Regions from separate parts of the Mus musculus genome. Here region 2 is linked to region 1. A link is a loop called in an ENCODE intact Hi-C map of the cell type or tissue named here. Cell type or tissue: heart. All regions are shown on one strand. Links, peaks and the distances in the headings refer to the core of each region. The heading gives the core; the rest is flanking DNA. Region 1 has its middle 34 kb from the start of Ripor2. Region 2 has its middle 51 kb from the start of Gm22013.

Region 1 (5,376 bases), core at 145-5,144:
AAGTCTCTGTTGCCAGGCCATGATCACCCATATTTTCTCCTGAATATACTTTCTTCCTTCCTTTTTCTTTTTTGGTCAACAATGGATTTTCTTCAGTAAGATTACAAGGCGATTGCTCATTGAACAAATCTATTTGTTCCCTAGAAAGGAGAACAACCCATAAAGCCCCTCAGGAAAGACTGACATTGGGTATGGTCTGTGACCTCAGAGCTGTGGGCTCAGGGTTTGATTGCTTGGAGTGAGTGGTTAGCGACTTTTTGTTTGTGGGTTTTTTGGGGGGGGGGGTGCAGGGGAAGTTGTTTTATTTTGTTTTGATACATTGTTTCCCCGTGCCAGCCTGGTCTACAGAGTGAGCTCCAGGACAGCCAGGACTACAGAGAAACCCTGTCTCGAAAAACCAAAACCAAACCAAACCAAAAAACAAACAAACACAACAACAACAACAAAACCAAACAAACCAACAACAATAATAACAAAAACAAGACAGTTACAGATATTACTGCAGCCCTTACACTGGGCAGGAAGATGCCCAGTGCGCTCTGCAGGCCAGAAAGCAACATCAGGAGCCCTGAAGACATGAGGGTCTGCAGATTTGGGCTTAGTAACTTCATTTCTGCCCACAGATTGAACATCCATAATTGAAAAATCACAGATCTGAAATCTCCCCAAACCCCAAACTTCCTCCACTGAGAAGCAAAGACACAAGAATTCAGAATTAAGGACTTGAACATAATAATACTTTGAAAACTCTAATTTTTGTTTCCATGTATGTATTTGCTTGTGCAGGGGCAGGTAAGGTATGGGTGGTGGGAGGGGATCACAGTGTTTGCATGAAGGTCAAAGGGCAACTGTCAGAGTTGGTTCTCTCCTTCCACCACGTGGGGCCTGGGGATGATGCCCAGGCCCTCACTGTAGGCAGCAAGCACTGTTATCTCTTAAGCCACTTCACCAGCGCAAGGAAACATCTTCCTTGTGTGACTTGTGTGGCCTTTCTTCAATATTTGCATCTTACTGACCTCTCAGTCACTAAGTGACATGCTGAGGACAGAACAATAACTTGAAGGAAACTTTTTTTCAAAGATTCCAAAGAAGGGCCTTGAAAGGTGGTGCGGCAGTTAAGGTCATCCTGCTCGAACACGCGGGAGGACCCAGGTTTGGTCCCCAGCACCCACACTGAGTGGTTCACCTTGTAGTTCCAGCTCCAGGAGATCCAACACTCTGTCTTGGCTTCCCAAAGCACTGCTCACCTATAGCACTCTCTCTCTCTCTCTCTCTCTCTCTCTCTCACACACACACACACACATATGCATACACGAATAAAAAATAAAAGTAATAGCATAACAACACCCACACCCCACACCCAGATTCCATGGAAGAAAATAATATTCCTCTTTTGAAAGGGGAACACTTATTGCATCTGGTTATTTCAAAGATTCTGTTGGAGGAGGTCTCGAAACACTCCTTTATTTGAAAGAGCCACCACTTCAGAATCCCCAGTTCTCCACGCCTGTCATTGCTGTGGACAGAGGAGGATGCTGTAGACAAGGCCCACCCCTCTTGCCACACTCAAGCTGTCACTCTTGGGCTCCCTGCTTATTGGATGAGCCCTAAACCTGCTACATCCAGCACCGTGCAGACAGCTGAGAAGGCTGGGTTGCTTTGGAGAAAATGGAGCATTGCAGACCGAGAAACCCCCATTCTCCCTGACCTTGTGCATTGTCAGGCTGAAGGGGACAGTGGTGAAGGCTTCAGATGTGGCTCAGCTGGAGAAGCCCTGGACAATCCCCAGCACACAGAAGCCAGGCGCCTTGGGGTAGCTGCACCCCTGTCATCCCAGCACTCAAAAGTATCAGGTTAGCTCAACTACACAACAGTGTTCTAGGTCAACCTGGGATACATGAGACTGGTTTGAAAAAACAGAACAAAATAAAAAGAAAGCAGCAATTAAAGGCTAAACATCAAACTAAAGAGACTGTGTCCCAGCATTATGGAGGCCTTGCCCTGAGGAAAGAGGCCCGGTGACCCCTGACTCTGACCTCTTAATATCCCCTGCCTTGCCTTAGGTAGGCAGCAAGTTTGCAGCTTCTAAGAAGCAGAGCACAAAAGCCGGTCTCCTCTCAGAAAACAGAGTCAGCGCCAATCCACCAGGCTGGTGGGGTGGACAGTTGCTCTGTTCTCCCACTCTACCTGTGCCAGCCAGCAACTTTAGCAAAGAAAGAAGCTGCTTCGAATGAAAACTAACAAAAGAACGAACGAACAAACCAACAGAGGAAGGGGGAGAGAGAAGGGAGAGGGAAGGGAGGGGGAGAGAGGAGGGAGAGGAAAAGGGGGAAGGGAGGGAGGAAGGGGAGGGGTGGGAGAAGGGATGGAGAGGGAAGGGGAGGGGGAGTGTGGACACAGTGCCAGCTGGTTAGATCCCTGCCAGGCCTGGTTGCTTCCTCCCTTGCTCTCCCTGTCCTCAGGTTAGGCGCAGGAGGGAGTCTATTTTCACTTCTACCATTTAGAAGACAATTCTCCTTTTAAATATGAGCTCAGGTTGCTATGGAAAAACTTTATTCTGCCGAAGCCTTTGCCGCGTGGCTGCCGCCCTGGCCCCGCCCCAGGCTCCTTCCAGGGGTGGTCTCTGATTTCTGACAGCTGACAGGAATCAACACAACAAAGGTGGTTTCAGCTCTGCGAAACAAACCTCCGTTTCCGAGAAGCGCGCACCGTGTGTAGACTGAGGAGTACCACCCATCCTCCAGGAGGCCACAAACAGCTGAGCGCACTGAACCCAGGTTCATAAACAAGGGTGTAAACCTGAGAACAGCCGGGGGCGCTGAGGCAGGAGGGATTTTAAAACAAAAAACAAGAAGGAAACGCTACTGCGTTGTAAAGTGGGAGAGGGCAGAAGGCCGTAGAAACCAAGACTGCAAAAATCAAAACTCTAACAACACCATCACAAGGTGGGAGGTGTTGCTATTGTAGATTTCTTTTTTCTTTTCTTTTCTTTTCCCTTCCCTTCCCTTCCCTTCCCTTCCCTTCCCTTCCCTTCCCTTCCCTTCCCTTCCCTTCCCTTCCCTTCCCTTCTTTCTTTCTTTTTCTTTTTTTTTAGACATGCTCTCATTCCTAGGATGGCCTGAAACTCACTAAATAGACTAGGATGGAATCCTCCTGCCTCAGTCTTCCAAGTACAGGGATCACAAATGTAAGCCATCATAGCCATATGGATTGACTAGAGTTTAGAATTCTCCCCAAATCCTCGAGGTACCTGAAGGTAGCTACTTGTTTAGGCTCCGCCCCACAGTTACCTGGCAACAGTCAGGTGTGCCTGACTCACTAAACAGGGGCTGCTTGCCCCCTCCTCTCTTGCTTACTTGCTCTTTGCTCTGTCTCCTTGATCCTGCTCCCGGTTTCTCCGCATTCCAATCCCCCCCCCCCTACACACACACACACACACACACACACACACACACACACACACACACACACACACTCCACGTGCTCCTGGCCGGCCTCTACTCCTCTACTCTCTCATCTCCCCTCCCCATACCTTGTTGTTGGTCCCTCAGGGGGAAGGGATGCCTTAGCATGGGCCCGCAGAGCCCCCCTCCCCCCACATCTGACTGCACCTCCACCAAACATATCCCTCCTCTTCTTATCTTTTTATAAAACACAACACCTGAGGGTTTTAAGCCTGGCTATAAGCCTCACTTTTGGCAGTGCAAGGGGCGGAGGTTGTTGTCCCTGGAAGGTGCGAGACACTCCTCCACGTGTCTGCTCCGGAGGGCCTCAGTGCTTTTCAGGAAACCTTAGAGTAAGGTTTGTTGGAGTAGATTGGGCCAGCTTCCTGAGGACTATGTTCTGCCAAGAAGTAAACAAGGGAAGCAGGAGAAGAAGGAGCTGGCACGCACGCACGGAGAGGAGGTGGTGTGCCTCCAGCGGGGACTTGTCGGACACCAGCTGTGCACTTTCTAACATCCTAGAGACTTGTTGCAGGATCGCCCCAGGAGGTGAGGAGGGTTGGGGTGTCACAAAGCATCCGAGGTGAAGGAGAGGGGCCCGGCAGAGACCCACACCACTTAGCCACTGTTCCTAAGCTCTCATGCTCCCGGGGGGGGGGGGGGGGGCGTGCTCAGGAGGTGGCACCCACAGCCTGGAAGAGTGGCTGCATCCTCTGGGGTTACCCAGAGATTCTTACAGAGCACTGCAAAAAGAGGGAAAGGCTTCAAACCTCATGGATGAAGAGAAGGAGGCAGCGGCTGGGCCGATGTGCAGCCAGTCTTTGTACTCGATGCTGCACAATTGAGATATGACCCCATGTCAATGCCAAACAGCCTGCTTCCGGCAGCACTCTGTGGCTGAGGGTTGTTATTTATAGGCTGGTACAACTTCCCTGATGTTAGAACCAGGGTGCTGAGTGCCAGCTGTTCTTGGAATGGCACTGGAAGCTTGTCTCTCACTGGGTGGTGTCTGATAAAGACTTTGTGCTAAAGTAACTTGTGTAGACTGCAGATCTAATCTGAAAACAGTCCTGGGCAGTTCTTGTTCTGGCTGGATGACTGTGAAGGGGGTGTGTTGACAAGGCCTGCCTTAGAAGAGAAATACTTACTGCTTGATTTCGTTTTGGCTTTAAATACAGGGTCCTACCTTGTACTTCTGGCTGAATTAGTATTGTCTGTGTAGACCAGGCTAGCCTTGAATTTATAGCAATCTTCCTGCCTCAGCCTCCTTAAGTGCTGAGAGTACAGGATTGCACCACTGTGCTAGCCCAAATCATTTGTTTGGTTTGTGTGTGTGTGTGTGTGTGTGTGTGTGTGTGTGTTCGGGGTTGACCCAGGGCCTCATGCCTGCATACAAGGCAAACACCCTCCTGCTAATGTCTGTCTCTAGGTCCTGAAACCCTCTTGGGAAAATGTGGGTCTTGCATTTGGTGGTGCACTCCTGGGTCCTAGGGTGCTGTATGATGATAATATTAAAGAGGATAATGGAGCATGCTTTCCTAAGGACTCAGGGATGCAAAGTCCTTGATTCTTTTGAGGTAAGGAAGGAAACTCGTTTTATTGATAGGACATTCAGGACAAGGAAACTGGGTGACAGGGCACGTGTCCTGTGGCAGTGTCATTGAAATGAGCCGGTACATTTTCCAGGGCTAGTGACTACAACTGTAGAGGCTTCCTACAGACATGACTGAACCATTCCATCTACATGAAAGGAAAATAAATTCAGGTGCAAAGCCAGAAGGACAGGCATTCCATGTCAGAGCTCAGGGCACATGTCACAGCTCGGGGCACAGGGCTTCATGCTTGGTTCTGGGGTCTCAAATTTCCTACTTTCTTTGCTGATCCTTCAGTCTTGGAACTAAGTCTCATAGCCTAGCCTTGACACTGGACCCAA
Region 2 (5,376 bases), core at 127-5,126, 67 kb after region 1:
CTCAAGTCTGGGACATTGCTCTATGTACATGCCTCAAACCCCGTGCAGCCTACACTTAGCAAGTGTTCACTTAGTCAGTTAGGAAATGAATTATGAATACATGAACAGAGAGATGATGGGGCCTTTAGTTTGTATTTTAACCTATACACATCACAGGGCAATGTTGGATATATTATTTATGTGTAAAGTATCTTTAGACTCTTTTCTTTCCCCTGTGTTATTTTTCCCTTTGCTTTCTTCTCTGCTGCTGATTTTTTTTCTTGTTCTTTATAGTTTTGAGAAACTCTGCAGGAGAGCAGCAGGTCCTAACTGATGAGCACAGCACCCTGAAGAAGGTGCCCATTGTCCCCCGGCTTCCTGGACCAGCAGCAAAGGAACACGAGGTCCAGCTCTTGACAATAATCACCTTCATAAAGAGACAAATTGTATGGGTTCTTGTGTTCCTCAGGCAATGTTTTCCACTTCCATGGCAGGGGACCAGTTAGTGAGTTCAGAAAGTGGGCGACTGGTTCTATTGGTTCAGGACAATCAGAGATGCCATGACTTAGGGATGCTCTACATAAATAATTCAGTAAACACTGAGGACATGCAGACATATACATATGCACATACATATAAATGCACAAGTGTCCATGTACTCTCACATGAACTCCTGTGTATCAAACCTGTCACATATTTATGTATATATTTACATATGTGTACATATGAATATAAGCCTTATATAGGTATATATACATGGTTAAATTTAAAGACTATAAACAATTTATGCTATATGGTTCTTTCAGTGCTAAAGATGGATATATAATATCCTTAATAACTTGGGTCAGGAGTCAACGGACATCTTCTGTAAAGGGTCAAGTGTTTTGGAGGTGTTGCTGGCTCTGTCATCACTGATATAGTGACTCAGTCGTGTCATTGTGTTTAAAATAGCTATGAGTTGGCTGTGTTCCAGGGAAACATTCACAAAACAGAGCCAGGCTTGGATTAGGTCCATCAGCCTCAGTTTGGGAGACAGTTCTTAGACCACAGGTATGATGGGACACTTGGTAGGCAGCCTTAATAATGGCTGAGCTTCACTGTCCGTCTTCAGGAGACACACGTCTAGGTGCGTGTGAGGAGTTTCCAGAGAGTTTAACTGAAGAGGGAAGACCACCCTGAGTGTGGGCTGCACCCTCCGTGCCCTGGACTAAACACAAAGAGACAAGAGAAAAGGGCTCCTGAAGCCCAGCAAACGCCTATCTGCTTCCTGGCTGTGTAGGCACTGTAACCAGTCATGCTCCTGCTGCCATGCCTTCCCACAATGATGAACCATGGGACAAAGTAAGCCCTGCCTTCCTTAATTTGTTTGTGTCACAGCAACAAGAAAAGTCACTAACACAGCATCCAACACAAGATCTACCCTGAAATTAAAGATAACCATTTAATATAGTTACTTGGAGGATTGCCTTTAAATTTTTAAAATTACATTTAGTTTGTACGAGTGTGTATGTACAAAAGACACACACACACACACACATGCACATACACACACACACACACACACACACACACACACACACCACAACATGCATGCAATAATCAGAGAACAACTTCCAGGCATCACTTTTCTCCTTGCAGGAATGTGAGTCCCAGGGATCAGGTGATCAGGTATGGCAGCAAGCACCTTTGCCTTCTAAGCCATCGTGCCCACCCCACTGAATATTTACTCATTGAAAACTACAAAAATGTACAAATCTTGTAGGCAAGACTATAGTTATAAAACACACCCATAAGAATGTGGGCACACAGAAGGTGGAGAGGTTAAGAGCACCTGCTGCTCTCGCTGAGAATCTAGGCTCACAGCCACCTCTAACTCCAGCCCCAGGGCAGCTGATGCCCCCTTCTGGCCTCTGTGGGCACTGCATATACATGGTATACACACACACACACACACACACACACACACACACACACACACACAAATAAAAAACAATTAAGGTACAACCACCTGTCAGAAAAAAAGACCTATCAAAATATTATATATTCTTCATTTCCCATCTTTAACAATTATAATAACAGTGTTTAAAATGGTCAAGAAAATAGGCTCTCTAGGAACCACAGCTCTCAGAAGGTTTATTTTATCTATCTATCTATCTATCTATCTATCTATCTATCTATCTATCTATCTATCTATCTATCTATCTATTTTTGGCTTTCCTAGGCAGGGGCAATGAAATCTGGGTTTGGTATGCAGCTCTGTGGTAGGGCATTGGCCTAGTGTGTGTGAGGTCCTAGATTTCATCACCTGGTACTCAAAATATGTAAAAACAAAAAGAACAACCAAAACAGCAAAATTTAAACAAACAAATAAAAAACCCCAAACAAAGCAGACAAAGAAAGAAAGAAAGAAAGAAAGAAAGAAAGAAACTAACAACCTAACCCCTAGCTTGTGTTTTCTTTTTATAGAAGAACCCAGAGTTCACTAGAGAGTTCTTCCACTCAAGCTGGACTCGACAGCTTTGAAGCTAGAGTCTTTCTCTGTTATCTTGTTTCCTTGTGGGACTTGGAACGTCTACTTCTCCATCAAGTCCTTCATCCTCTGCTGGTCCAGAGGTTTGAAGAAGGTCCTGAGCCTATTCTGTCTCAAGACTGAGTCTCACTGCAGTGTCCCTAGACTCAGACAAGGTTCCATATTAGTCAGCAGAGACATGGTTCAAAGCAAATCAACTCAGATAAGACTCGCCATTCATCTATAAACATAAGAACCACTGCATACATCCAACAGCATATGGCTTTTCTGCCTTCTTATTTGTTTCATTTGAATGAAGCCCAAGAAACCTGTATGTTTGCCCCGGCAGTCATTGTTGTGCATACCTCACATCCTAATACTTAGGAGACCAAAGCTGGGAATCACAAGTCTAGGCCAGGCAAGCTTGGGTTTTGTATTAAAATATTATAGAGAGAAAAAGACAGGGAGAGGGAAGGGGAAGGAGGAGGGAGGGAGGGGGAGAGAGAGAGAGAGAGAGAGAGAGAGAGAGAGAGAGAGAGACTCTTAGTCATTGAAAAACAATTATGTTTAGTTGATGAGTTAGTTCCTTTCCTCACTGCAGGGACAAATACCTGACAGAGCAGTCACTATGACTCACAGTTACCAGCTACAGCTCATCATGGTGGGGAGGTTACAGCGTGAGGAACGTGAAGGACTGGTGATGTCGTGTTCACAGTGTGGAAGGAGGGAGAGACAGAGACAGAGACAGAGATATGGATGCTGGTTTTCTGTTCACTTCCTCCAGATTCAGGCCAAGTTCCCACCCCACAGGACGGTGCTGCCCAGAAGGAATACCTTTATACACACTGCCTAGATATGCTTTTGGAGTCTAGACAAGTCACTGATCAAGATTAATCGCCACAGCCACAGAGCCAACATCAGAAGGCTCTCTAAAGAAGATATTTGCAGGGCTGATCTAGTATCTGATGGTGTGACTGGTCTTACCAAAGGAGAGTTTAAAAGCAAGATCACTGTGGACATATCTGTTCACCAATTAAAAATTATGTCACGACACAAGTCTTTTCCATCTTCTCTCCTTTACTTGACCATGTCTCTTCATCCTAACATGACAGATGCAACTAACGTTTCGTGTCAAAAATGTTTTCAGAGGTTGCAAATCATAGCATATTTGGAAAACAAAATAAAACTATATCTTCATGAGCAGCAAAACATTGCCATTAAGTTTATACATTCTCTTATGGTCATTTAAGATGTTAGATGCTCACACAAAAGGTGTTTCTGTTAAATAAATGTTTAAAAAAAACATTTAGAAAAAAAAGAAAGAATAACAGGCAGTATAAGGCAGGTGGTTAGGACAAGGCATGGTCAGGGCACAGAGACAGCATCGTTAACACACACCTCCAGTGCTTTGTCTCTCTCCATGTACCCGTGGTTTTAGGAGAATTGACTTCTGAGCCTGGCATTTGCAGTCTTAGCACTTGAGATATGGGGGCAGGAAGCTCAGAAGCTCAAGGCCGTTCTCAGCTATACTTCAAATTCAAGGCCTGGGCTACATGAACTTCTATCTCAAGTGTGTGGTGTGTATGTGTGTGTGTGTGTGTGTGTGTGTGTGTGTGAAGAATTTTCTTCTCAGCGTTCTGCATTTATCATTGTTATTCACTCACTCATTCATTCATTCATTCATCCAATAAGCATTTATTGACAAGACAGCCCTGTCAATGACTGTACTGAGGTAGCAACCGTGTTGTAATGTGACCTAGCCTCCTCATGTTGACTGCTTTAAAAAAAGATCTTAACACAATTATTAATTTTTCTTTGCAAAAGTAAGTAGTATTTCCCCTTGACCCTAAGGTTTCAACTTGTCTTTCAAATGTTATCAACTAACCATGACAAATTCCAAACATTCTCTCCTCTAAAATCGTTTTTTAAAGATCTGTTTATTTTTGTGTTTATGTGTATGAATGTTTTGCCTGCATGCATGTATGCACACTATGCGTGGGTCTGTTGGATCCCCTGGAACTGGGGTTACAGATGGTTGTGAGCCACCCTGTGGGTGCTAAGAATTGAACCTGGGTCCTTTATGGGAGCAGTACTTACTCTCAAATGCTGAGGCACCTCTCCAGCCCACCCCTCTTAAAACTGATAAACCTTTGTTACCAATTCAAATGAGAGATGGCCTAGTTTTTCCTGTTCCTGCGGTAGCGGGTCTTTTGCCCACTCCCCAGATGAGGCTGAAGGACTGAGGCCCAGCACCCTCAGACTGGTTTCACCCACAGCGGGCACTTCAAGGCTGACAATCCTTTTTGGATATTTTAGTTACTGTCTCTGTTGTGATCCAATATTCGATAAGAAGCAACTTAAAGGGAAGAGTAGATTTGAGTGTATACCCGAGCTAGGGGCTACAGTCTGTCGTAGAGTGTGGGGAGGCATGGAGGCAGCAGTGTGAGGTGGTTCATGTCATGTCTGTGGTAGGAAAGCAGAAAGATGACAGAATGTTGGCTACGATACGAATCTCAAAGGACCACTTCCAGTGACCTAGTCTCCCCAGCTAGGCCCCACCTAGGCCTGCCATCCCTGGGGATCAAGTGTTCAAACACAGGGGCCTGGAGAGATGATTTGCATTCAAACCCTGGCACTGTATGCATTGTGACTGTGACCCTCACTATCTCCAATGGAGCTGGTGAGCTTCTCCCCTGCACACAAGAAGCAGATGCACAGGAAGCTATTGTTGCTATGGTAACTTCATCTACCTCTCGATTCTCTACAAGTCCTCTGCATTCTTGTCTTATTCTTTCCTTCACACCTTTGAATTCTATTCCCTTATGGCCTCTTCCTTCTTGGCCAGACCATCTCCCTTCTTTGAAGTCTTAGGCAACACATAGCTTCAG

The links. Hi-C counts contacts between places; a loop is a spot of excess contacts. Peaks named below come from ENCODE experiments on the same cell type or tissue, not always from the same donor. Only the 100,000 strongest peaks of a DNase experiment are listed, where the experiment ranks them.
Region 2: a loop joins it to region 1, with 1.9 times the contacts of the local background. A loop is called at or near these places in 13 of 42 quality-filtered maps.

Annotation. Positions count from the first base shown.
Region 1 is chr13:24,602,199-24,607,574 of GRCm38, reverse strand. It overlaps a transcript of Ripor2 not described here and the pseudogene Gm11346. Among named protein-coding and RNA genes, the nearest start is that of Ripor2, 34 kb to the left of the region's middle. In heart, for the core only: no CTCF peak of the experiment used is centred there; DNase peaks (open chromatin) are centred at 2,694, 3,824 and 4,364; H3K4me3 peaks cover 1,835 bases; H3K27ac peaks cover 3,702 bases.
Region 2 is chr13:24,534,700-24,540,075 of GRCm38, reverse strand. It overlaps a transcript of Ripor2 not described here. Among named protein-coding and RNA genes, the nearest start is that of Gm22013, 51 kb to the right of the region's middle. In heart, for the core only: no CTCF peak of the experiment used is centred there; no DNase peak of the experiment used is centred there; H3K27ac peaks cover 453 bases.